2 separate regions of the Homo sapiens genome follow, and region 1 is linked to region 2. The links are chromatin loops, found by intact Hi-C in ENCODE. Cell type or tissue: PC-9. All regions are shown on one strand. Region 1 overlaps LRPPRC (leucine rich pentatricopeptide repeat containing). Region 2 overlaps LRPPRC (leucine rich pentatricopeptide repeat containing).

Region 1 (5,000 bases), 70 kb before region 2:
GACATCATAATTCCAAATGGTACTTAGCATTTTTTATTTTAATAAGCATATGTTTTAGTTTGAATAACTATATTAAATTTGGCAAAAGCATAATAATCTGTTTTTTGAATTAACTTGTAGTGATATGGAGAATGCAGAAAACATTCTCACAGTGATGAGAGATGCCGGAATTGAGCCTGGTCCAGACACATACCTCGCATTATTGAATGCATATGCTGAGAAGGGCGACATTGACCATGTTAAGCAGGTATGACTTATGTCTAAATAAACATACTTTAAAATCATTTGTAAAAATTTGTGTTATGTTTTACATGAGGCAGGAAAGTGAAGTTTATACCTGTTTTCAAAGATGTTTCCTTGCAGAAAGTAGTATTTATGGAGAATTATTATAGTTTAGTATCTCGGTGCTGGTATGTAACAGTTACTGTTGAAGTAGAGTATTTCCTGTTTTTTAAAAGAAGTCGTAAACCTTTAGGTGGTATTTTTCCCTAGTTTTTTGAATCTGGATATTTTATTTAGCTTTAATACTTAAATAAAAACACTCTAACTTTGTCTTCTAATTTCTGGAACTCTCTATAGACTCTGGAGAAGGTGGAGAAGTCCGAGCTTCACCTTATGGACCGTGATTTACTGCAAATTATTTTTAGCTTCAGTAAAGCTGGGTATCCTCAGTATGTCTCAGAAATTTTGGAAAAAGTTACATGTGAAAGAAGATATATTCCAGGTAGTTTTAAAAAAATCTATTTACATGATTTTTATAAAAATCTGAATTGCTATTCTTACATGATGGAAAGGACATTTTCTAACAATGGGCATTGTGGGAGTTGAACATAGAACTCTTAAAGTCAGTTAAATAAGCCCAAAAACATGAGTTAATGAACACATGGGGATGATTTGATTTGCAGGTGTTTTATTGTTATTTAGGCAGTTATATGCTTTTGATGTTTGCAATTCTTATTTTGTCTTCAGTATTGGAACATTGGTTGCAGTGTAAAAATATTGTTCAGTTTATTAACAAAAGATGTCTTTGTTTTCTTCCCAGATGCAATGAACCTCATTTTACTTTTAGTCACTGAAAAATTGGAAGATGTAGCGTTGCAAATTTTACTAGCATGCCCCGTATCAAAGGAAGATGGCCCAAGTGTCTTTGGCAGTTTCTTTTTACAACACTGTGTGACTATGAATACGGTATTCTGTCCACTTTTACTTTGTAGACAATGTAATTGGCAGTGAAATAAGATTCTTTAAAGTATAGGAACATTTATAAGATTAGACCAGTTGTAAACATCATAACAATGTTCTTGTGTTGCAAGATTTTTGGGTAGAAAGAGGATGCGGGGTTTAAAATGCTCATCTCAGAAGTGGTAGAATATTTGCAGCAGGTCAAACGGTGGGGTGTTTGCCAATCCAGCTAATGTGGTGACTTTTTTCCCACAGCCTGTGGAGAAGCTAACAGACTACTGTAAGAAGTTAAAGGAAGTCCAGATGCACTCCTTTCCTCTGCAGTTCACCCTCCATTGTGCTTTACTCGCCAATAAAACTGGTACTACATTCTTAAAGTTAAAGCCAAGTAAGGAAGTTTTGCTGAGGTAGCTTTGTGATCTTTTATGATATCTCTTTCAGATTTGGCAAAAGCCTTAATGAAGGCTGTGAAGGAGGAAGGTTTTCCTATCAGACCTCACTATTTCTGGCCATTGCTAGTTGGACGTCGGAAGGAAAAAAATGTTCAAGGTTAGATTTTGCCTTTTACCGATTTGTAATGGTTCCCAGAGCCAGTATGACAGTTTGCACGCACATCTAATTGGATTCTTTGGAAAAGCATACTTATTCCTGAGTATTATGAGATAATGGAATTGTTTTAAGTCATCATGAAGTATTATGTGTAAGCATTTTAAAAAACAAAACATGATGGATTTCTTTCATCTGAATTTCATTAATTTCATTTCTTATTTCATCTCTGATCTTGATATTCAAACTTAATGAACGTAGTTTTTTTAAGTTCTTAAAAAAACTCTTTAGTTCTTGATTTTATATATAGTGTTTGAAATCAGATTGTCTACCTTTAATAAAGATAAAGTTGTATATACAATTAGGTTCATGAAAACAAAAAGTATGGTCATTTTCTTTGTGGGCCAATCTATTTCTTTTTAACTGAGCTTAGTTAGAATAATAGGAAAGGCAGGAAAACTTTTATTGTGAAATGAGTACTCATGACCTGACAGCCTGCTGATTGAAGGACAAAAATGTTCAATCTTTCAGGTTCTTAAGTACGTTTAAGCATTTATCATACTTTTCCCTTGTACACATGGGATGTCTATAGGATATGAATAAGAATTGAACAAATATTAAATTTTAGAGTACAGTATCTAATTCTTCGGTTTGCATTATTGGTAATTCAGAAAGAGTAGTCTCATAAAAAGATGCTTTTAACAGAAGTACTTTCCCCTTGGGGAAACAAAAAATGGTCTTTTTCATTTTATCTCGAAGTATAATGTGCTTTGGAATGAGATGCAGAATTGTTAGTGTGACATTGGGTGACAAACAGAATGCACAAACAACAAAAAAAGTGCTTTTAGCAGACTTTCATATTGCAATTTTATTTTAAATGTACAGCCGTCTTCTGGTTTAAAGGAAATAGTGAAACAAGTATTCCCTAATTGTTTCTGGCTATAAAAGTCTCTAAATCCTTTTTAGAAAAATCTTTGTGAAAACAATATGCTAGTTTGATTAACTCTTTGTATATCCTCCAGTCTGAAAGCTCCAAAAGGTAACCTATAACCCAGTGTTTTGGAACCACAGAAAGTTTACATCATTCCATCAAACTCTTCAGGCATGTTAGTATTGTCCACCTTTACACAAGTATGAAAATTTTTTTGGTACCAGTTGAAATGTTTGTTCATCAGGTTAATCTGCTTTCCACAACCATGTCACAGTTGAATTGATTACTACATTTTTACTACTTAGTAAACATAAAAGAGTTAGGTAATTTCTTTCTATGGTTGTAGCAGTTGAAATAGTAGAAAATGGGCTTTATCTCAAATCCATCTTGTCTTAGAATCTCAGAATTTAGATTTTAAAAGTGCTGTACTGAAAGCTCACATTACGTGAATGAAGGAACTGAGGGCCACACAGACATTCAGTGACTGACCTTAGCTTCCACGTCTAGGTGTGATTAGGCTGGGATTAGAATAGAGGGTTTCTGTCCTCCTTTTAAAATATCCTTTTTTATACTATAACCCTTCCATATTCAGCTTTTGTAAGTACTATACTGTGTTTATTTTCTAAAAATTCTTAGCTGCTGTTTAAAAATTAGTTGCCAGTTTTTACACGAATAACATTGCTAAAAGAGAGTGAATTTTTTAATCGATGAAGGTTTTGTCTGAAAAAATATAAAAGTTTATGCTTTTATATTGTGTGTTCTGAGAGTGCAAAAGATTGTCAGTTTTACAATTTTTAAAAACAATATATTCTTCTTTGCAGTAGGTCCTGAAAGATAGTAAAGTATATATTCTACAGTCTTCTTTTATATAACAGAGAAATGGCTGTATGTATTCTTTATAGTTTCTTTAGTGTAAGGTAAGAAAGTAACATTCTTATTAGTGCAATGAACTTGTTCTTTGTCCAGTGAAAGTCACGTATAAAATGGTAGAAATCACAGAAGAAAGTGACTGCAGTGATGGAGGATGTGCTGTGTTTCATGAGGAATAAATACATCTCTTCAGAAAATCAAAGATATTTGGGGATCAGACAAAGTGGAACCAAGAGTTTTCAACAATAGGATAATCAAGTGTCTTTTTTTTTTCTTTTAAAAAACATATATATATATTTTTTTCTTTTTTTTTTTTTTTTTTTACTGTGACACAGCCTCAGGAGGTCCTGAGGGCATGTGCCCTGTATAATAATCAAGTTTCTGTTGAATTTTTCTGGCTGCAAATTTAGCCATCACCAACCTCCAAGAAAGATATTTATAATTACTTCCTCATGGCTCATCTTACTAGTATTTATCTCTGTGGCACAAGTGAAAAGTTATCACTTAGAATAATGCATCTCTAGCCAGTTGGCCTGACTTTCAGGAAATAACCTGTAATGAATATGGATCTATATCCCTGGGCATATTTAGAAAACATAGAAATGAGAATGTGAAAGGGATAAAATACATAAAGAAGGGCTGATCAGAAAGCCCAAATGCCAGTTGAGTGAAGTGGTTGAATAGAAGGAACTTGCTTTTTTTTTTTTTTTGACACAGTTTCGCTCTTGTTGTCTAGGCTGGAGTGCAATGGCACTATCTCGGCTCCCTGCAACCTCTGCCTCCCAGGTTCAAGCAATTCTCTTGCCTCAGCTTCCTGAGTAGCTGGGATTACAGGCATGCGTCACTGCACCCAGCTAATTTTTGGTATTTTTAGTAGAGACGGGGTTTCACCATGTTGGCCAGGCTGGTCTCAAACTCCTGACCTCACGTGATCACCCGCCACAGCCTCCCAAAATGCTGGGATTATAGGCGTGAGCCACCACTCTTGGCGGAACTTACTTTTCAAAGAGGAAGCAGTTGCCTCCTAATAAAGTGAGTGCCGTGGCTAGAGTGTAAAATCCTGTGGAATGAAACAGTCATAGTTGGTGAAAGTTGTTCAGGCAAATCATATATCATTCCTGATAGTTGGTGAGCTGTTATAATTCTCATTAAACTTTTTAAATGGAGACTTTCCTCTAGATTGATCAACTTTCTCATGGCTATATTGAAATATTTTTATTAGATTATTTAGTCTTAGTTTAGACTTTCTGTGTTCACAGAGGTTTGGAATCTATTTATATCTAAGTTAATGTAAGATTATTTTAATCTTTTTCTTGTGAAAAGAAATGTGAATTGTATTTTTTATTAGAATTTGTTCAGATAGATCAGTCTTTCCTTCTTATTGGTAAGTGCTTCTATCCCCCCATCTGACTATAGTTACTGAACAGAATATCTTTCTTTGTCTGCTCTCTCAGGCTGCCTGAGCGAGTGA
Region 2 (5,000 bases):
AGAGCATCTGAAACAATTCCCAGCAGTTGTTTCTTGCATATTGTGTTGGTTGTGTGTGAGATACCAAATCAGTTAAATTGAGTGTTAAATGTGTGGGATTGTGCACCAAATGATTATAATATTGATTTTTAAAACTTAATCTAATACTTTTTTAATAGTTCATAATACCAACAGCAATAAAATACAGTGTTTGTTTGAAGTTTGGAGTTTTCAAATTAATGTTAAGAGAATGACACCTGAAAGATGTGGACATGACTTTGGGGAGGATTGGGATTGGGGTGGGGGCCACTGGTTTGATAGAGGCTGTTTATGAGTTTTGAAGGGGATGAATTGGGATGTGGAGGTCTTATGAATGATCTCCCAAGGGGCACTATGACGAATCTCTTAAATTTAGCTAAGTAGCTTTCCACTTTAAGATTTACATTTGAATTTGAGTGAATACAGTGATACTGCAGTTTTGCCAGTACAACAAAACCCACTTAGGAGATCTTCAAGAAAGGTTGAAAAAGCTCTGGAAATGTAACCTTATTGCTTCCTATCTCTGTAATAATGGTATTATTCCTCACTGCATGTTCTGGTTTTGTTTTGGGTTTTTTTTTGTTTTGTTTTTTTTTTTTGTTTTTGTTTTTTTTGAGATAGGGTCTCATTCTGTTGCCCAGGCTAGAGTACAGTGGTGGGATCGCGGCTCACTGCAACCTCCGCCTCCTGGGTTCAAGCGATTCTCCCACCTCAGCCTCCTGAGTAGCTGGGATTACAGGCGCCCGCCACCACGCCCAGCTAATTTTTGTATTTTCAGTAGAGACAGGGTTTCACCATGTTGGCCAGGCTGGTCTCGAACTCCTGGCCTCAAATAATTCTCCCACCTCGGCCTCCCAAAGTGCTGGGATTACAGGCGTGAGCCACCACGCCCGGCCTGCATGTTTATAACATAAGTTCACATCCTTGAGAGGAAGTTGTTGTTTAATTGTGCAGCTTTAATGTTGCTTATAATACCTAAATGTACTGGTCTTTAGCTGTCTTCCTAATTGATTAGTACTGAATATGTAAGTGAATAGAAAACACTTCTTGTGCCCAGACTTTTGTGGCTAGGCGCAATGGCTCACACCTGTAATCCCAGCACTTTGGGAGGCTGTGGCAGGAGGATTGCTTGAGTCCAGGAGTTCAAGACCAGCCTGGGCAGTGTAGCGAGACCTTGTCTCTACAAAAAATTTTTAAATAGCCAGGCATGGTAATGTGCACCTGTAGTTCTAGCTACTCAGGAGGCAGAGGTGGGAGAATTGCTTAAGCCCAGGAGGTTGAGGCTGCCATGAGCCATGATGGTGCCACTGCACTCAGCCTGGGCAAGAACAAAACCCTTCTCCCGGCCCCCCCAAAAAAGACTTTATGTCCTATTAGTATTTTATGTAATAAAATGATAAACAATTTTAAAACAATGAAAAGTTAAACTTGCTCGCCATATAAATAAGCTCATTGTCATAAATAGCTTTTGTTTCTGTAGACATGGAGATAAGAACAAAACACTTTTCTAATTTCAGGGGGTTCATTTTTCAGCTGAACCTGACCCAGATTTCTTCAGCTGGATTGGTACCCTTTATTTTTATGTTAGGTGCCCTGTGTAAGCTACAGGAAAGGACATGGTATAATTTCTCATCTACTCTTCTGAGCTGTTCAGCTCAATTGGAGGTTGCCTGAGAGCAGGAGCCTCGAGCGCACTGTTCCTGCACTACCTCCCCCACCCCCACCCCACCCCCCTCCCTGAGCACATCACCACAAACCTGTTGTTAGAGTAAAATGATCATCAGTGAGGACAGGAGTAGTGTTTGCACTATTCCCATCTTCTTATTTTGCTCCATGGCTGATGAGAGCTCTTGATTTTTAAAAATTCCCTTCCGTTGTTCTGCCTTTCTTTTAGGTTTCCTTTTCTCAACCCCATCTAAAGCAGAAAGAAAAAATAAAGCCGATTAAATTTTACTGTTGGTGAATATTAATAGCTGATACGTGGCACTTGTACAGTGTAATTAGTATCACTAGTGAGTAATTGAGTAAATGTTGGAATTAGGTGACAGTGGGAAAGGACCTGGGGGGAGGGATGTGGATGGGTAACATTTTTGGTGTCCCTGAAGTCATTAACTGTACAGAAGGCAAGCCTTATATGAGAATAGGATTTAGGTCACAAGGTCCTGTGCTATCTTTAGACAGATGTGAAATGGTCTGTTCTCCCCACCCTTCTGCTCTCTTGTGCACACGCGCACTCATAGACGGAAGCTCTGGGATCATTGGAATCTTCGAGTCTTGTCTAAAAATATGATTTTACCTTGGGCAAACTAATCTCTGTGCCCAGGGGTCTCATCTGTAAAATTGGTACTTGTCTCGGAAGGGTAGTTGTGACAGTAGCTGTTTAAACTGCTGTGCCTGGCATGTAGTAAATGCTCAATAAGTTTGAGTTACTGTCATCACCATCATTAATCTTATTTTTGTTATTATTGTTTTGATGTACTGTGGGAAGAGCCTCCCTAGCTGACAATATTCTTGGTTAATAAGACTATTATTATAATTATCTGTGTATGACCACCCATTAGCAAAATTTTATCAAGCTTATTATAAATATTTTTAAATAGTATAAAAACATTTTTTGTTTCCTATATGTGCATGTGTATTTTTAAATTTTTATTGACTATGCTTTTTAACCTGTTTTTCTTTTTTCTCATTTGAGAATGAGTGGTTTAAGATTGTAGATTTCAAATAATCATAAATTCTTTATTCATTAATGAACACTAAATTCATCATGTCTTTCCACTGTATTTTGAGTACACTTCAATTAATACACTTTCCCCATTTTTCTGTAAAACTAAGCTGTTCTTAGTTGGAAAGCTGTTTGGAGAGTCTTAGTTTTGTCTAAGTTACATTGCTTTAGTTGCTATAAAGCTATTAAGTTTTCTTCGATAATGGTAGGGGTGATTGTTAGGCTACTCCTCAGTCTACCACTTTATTTCATATCATGATTTTGCTACAGTTTTATGAGTCAGTTAGCTAGAAGGCTATTCCATAGTTATTTATAATCAAGTACTTGAAAGTGTGATACTTCAAAAAAACATACAAACAAAACTCCATTGATTATACTGATGCTCCTCAACTTACCGATGGGGCTAAGTCGGGATAAAGTTGAAAATGCATTAACTACCCCATAAACCCATCGTAAGTCAGGGACTGTCTGTATTTGTGGAAATCAGTAGGCATTATTTTTTAATTTAGTGCAGGAAAATAATCACAAGGCATCTAATCATAAAATAAATTTGTTGGTGTTAAAGTTCAATGTTTCAGTTTGGAACATTGATCCTAGAGGATCAATGTTTTTAGTGTTTTTGAGAAAGAATTGTTGGGATATTAAGTTTTGATGATCATTTAATCTTCGAGTTAAAATCTGGACAAGTATGAACATGGATAGAAGTCACACATTTTTGGAAACTCTAGAAAATCTTTCTTATTTGTATTCATTTGAACTTACCAACTTTAGTCACTGAATGTTATCCCTAAATGGAACTCATATTGTCGGTAACATTTGTATTTTCTCTGTGACTTAAAGAAGAAATTCCTCGGGCCTCTAATATCTTATATAGTCAAGTAAATAATTTTTGGGGGTATCTCATGAAGTATTAATAATTTTCTGTAATCTAAAATTAATTATTCATAGCTTTTTGTTTATGGCCATTTGGTGCTCATATTTAAAAGCTGGTTTTCAAAATGCATTAAAGTCAGCACAGGTCATATAAGAAAAGCCATCTCCTGCTCTTGTATTTTAGAGGCTGTGACAACACTGAAAACAGTATTGGATCAGCAGCAGACCCCTTCTAGGTTAGCAGTGACCCGTGTCATCCAGGCATTGGCCATGAAGGGTGATGTTGAAAACATAGAAGTAGTTCAGAAGATGTTAAATGGACTCGAAGACTCCATTGGACTTTCAAAAATGGTTTTCATCAATAACATTGCTTTGGCTCAAATAAAGAAGTGAGTATTTGCAAGCCTTCTTTTCCTTCATTGGTCACTAGAATGGGCATTGCCTCAGATACCACCTTTTAAAAACTTTTTTAGACATGTGGAAACCTTATCAACTGCAGAGGAAATGTTGATGCTAGTTGCTGATTAGGGAATAATTATATGTTGAAAAATATGTTTTTTCTTTACCTTAAATCTTAGAATAAACAGCATTTACCAAATTCATAAATCTTGCTCCACAGTTGATAACCTTTCTCATTCCTGTGTATATATGCCAGGCCTCTTGTTGTCGAAACACTTTGTTCAGAAGTGAAAAATGATCTCATTTGTTTGTCAGTAATATTTGATAGGGACACTAGTAGAATATTGTGAAGCAGAAGGCCCCGCAAGCTTATTAAAAATGTGCATTTCCGTATTCATATTCCTTACCCACCCCGTGAACACTCTCCCACCCCCACAAAAAGGGAGGTATTTAGAGCTGATTTTCTTACCACTGTCTCTAGATTCCTTTTGAGAATTACCCCTGTAGAAATAAATAAGGACTTGATTTTTAATAAGCTCCCTAGCAAAGTACTTTATGGAATTTGATACTTTCAGTATGCTTTTAGAAAAAATGTTCTTTAGTAATCTTGCATACATTTAATGGGACATGATATTAAAATATAATGTTTGTTTTTGTAGGGGTTTTTTTTTGTTTGTTTGAGAAACAGTTGTGTTTTGTTTTGACCTTTTCAAACTATTTCGCCAGATAGAACTTCCCTTTAATAAGAAAATGTGATTGTTTTACATTAGAAGATTGAAGAAATTACTCATCTAAGAACTGGGTGAATTTTAAAGTTTTACCACATAAACACAGTTTTATATGATTCGGAGAACATATTCACTATTAAGTAATTCCTTAAAACTTGTAAGAGAAATATATTGTAACAGTATTCATTTTTAGTTAGAGAATTATGTTTAATATAATAATTTCAACACAATATTGACTGATTGGATTTAGTATGCCA

Evidence for each region. Peaks named below come from ENCODE experiments on the same cell type or tissue, not always from the same donor. Only the 100,000 strongest peaks of a DNase experiment are listed, where the experiment ranks them.
Region 1: a loop joins it to region 2, with 2.7 times the contacts of the local background. A loop is called at or near these places in 6 of 110 quality-filtered maps.

What each region holds. Positions count from the first base shown.
Region 1 is chr2:43,970,338-43,975,337 of GRCh38, reverse strand. It overlaps LRPPRC (leucine rich pentatricopeptide repeat containing), which reads left to right. Exons shown (of 38, transcript NM_133259.4): 7 at 121-247; 8 at 580-724; 9 at 1,043-1,188; 10 at 1,438-1,543; 11 at 1,624-1,731. Among named protein-coding and RNA genes, the nearest start is that of LRPPRC, 23 kb to the left of the region's middle. In PC-9, no CTCF peak of the experiment used is centred here; no DNase peak of the experiment used is centred here; H3K27ac peaks cover 333 bases.
Region 2 is chr2:43,900,325-43,905,324 of GRCh38, reverse strand. LRPPRC (leucine rich pentatricopeptide repeat containing) reads left to right here. Exons shown (of 38, transcript NM_133259.4): 32 at 3,801-4,005. It also overlaps the pseudogene RN7SL455P. Among named protein-coding and RNA genes, the nearest start is that of ABCG8, 64 kb to the right of the region's middle. In PC-9, no CTCF peak of the experiment used is centred here; no DNase peak of the experiment used is centred here.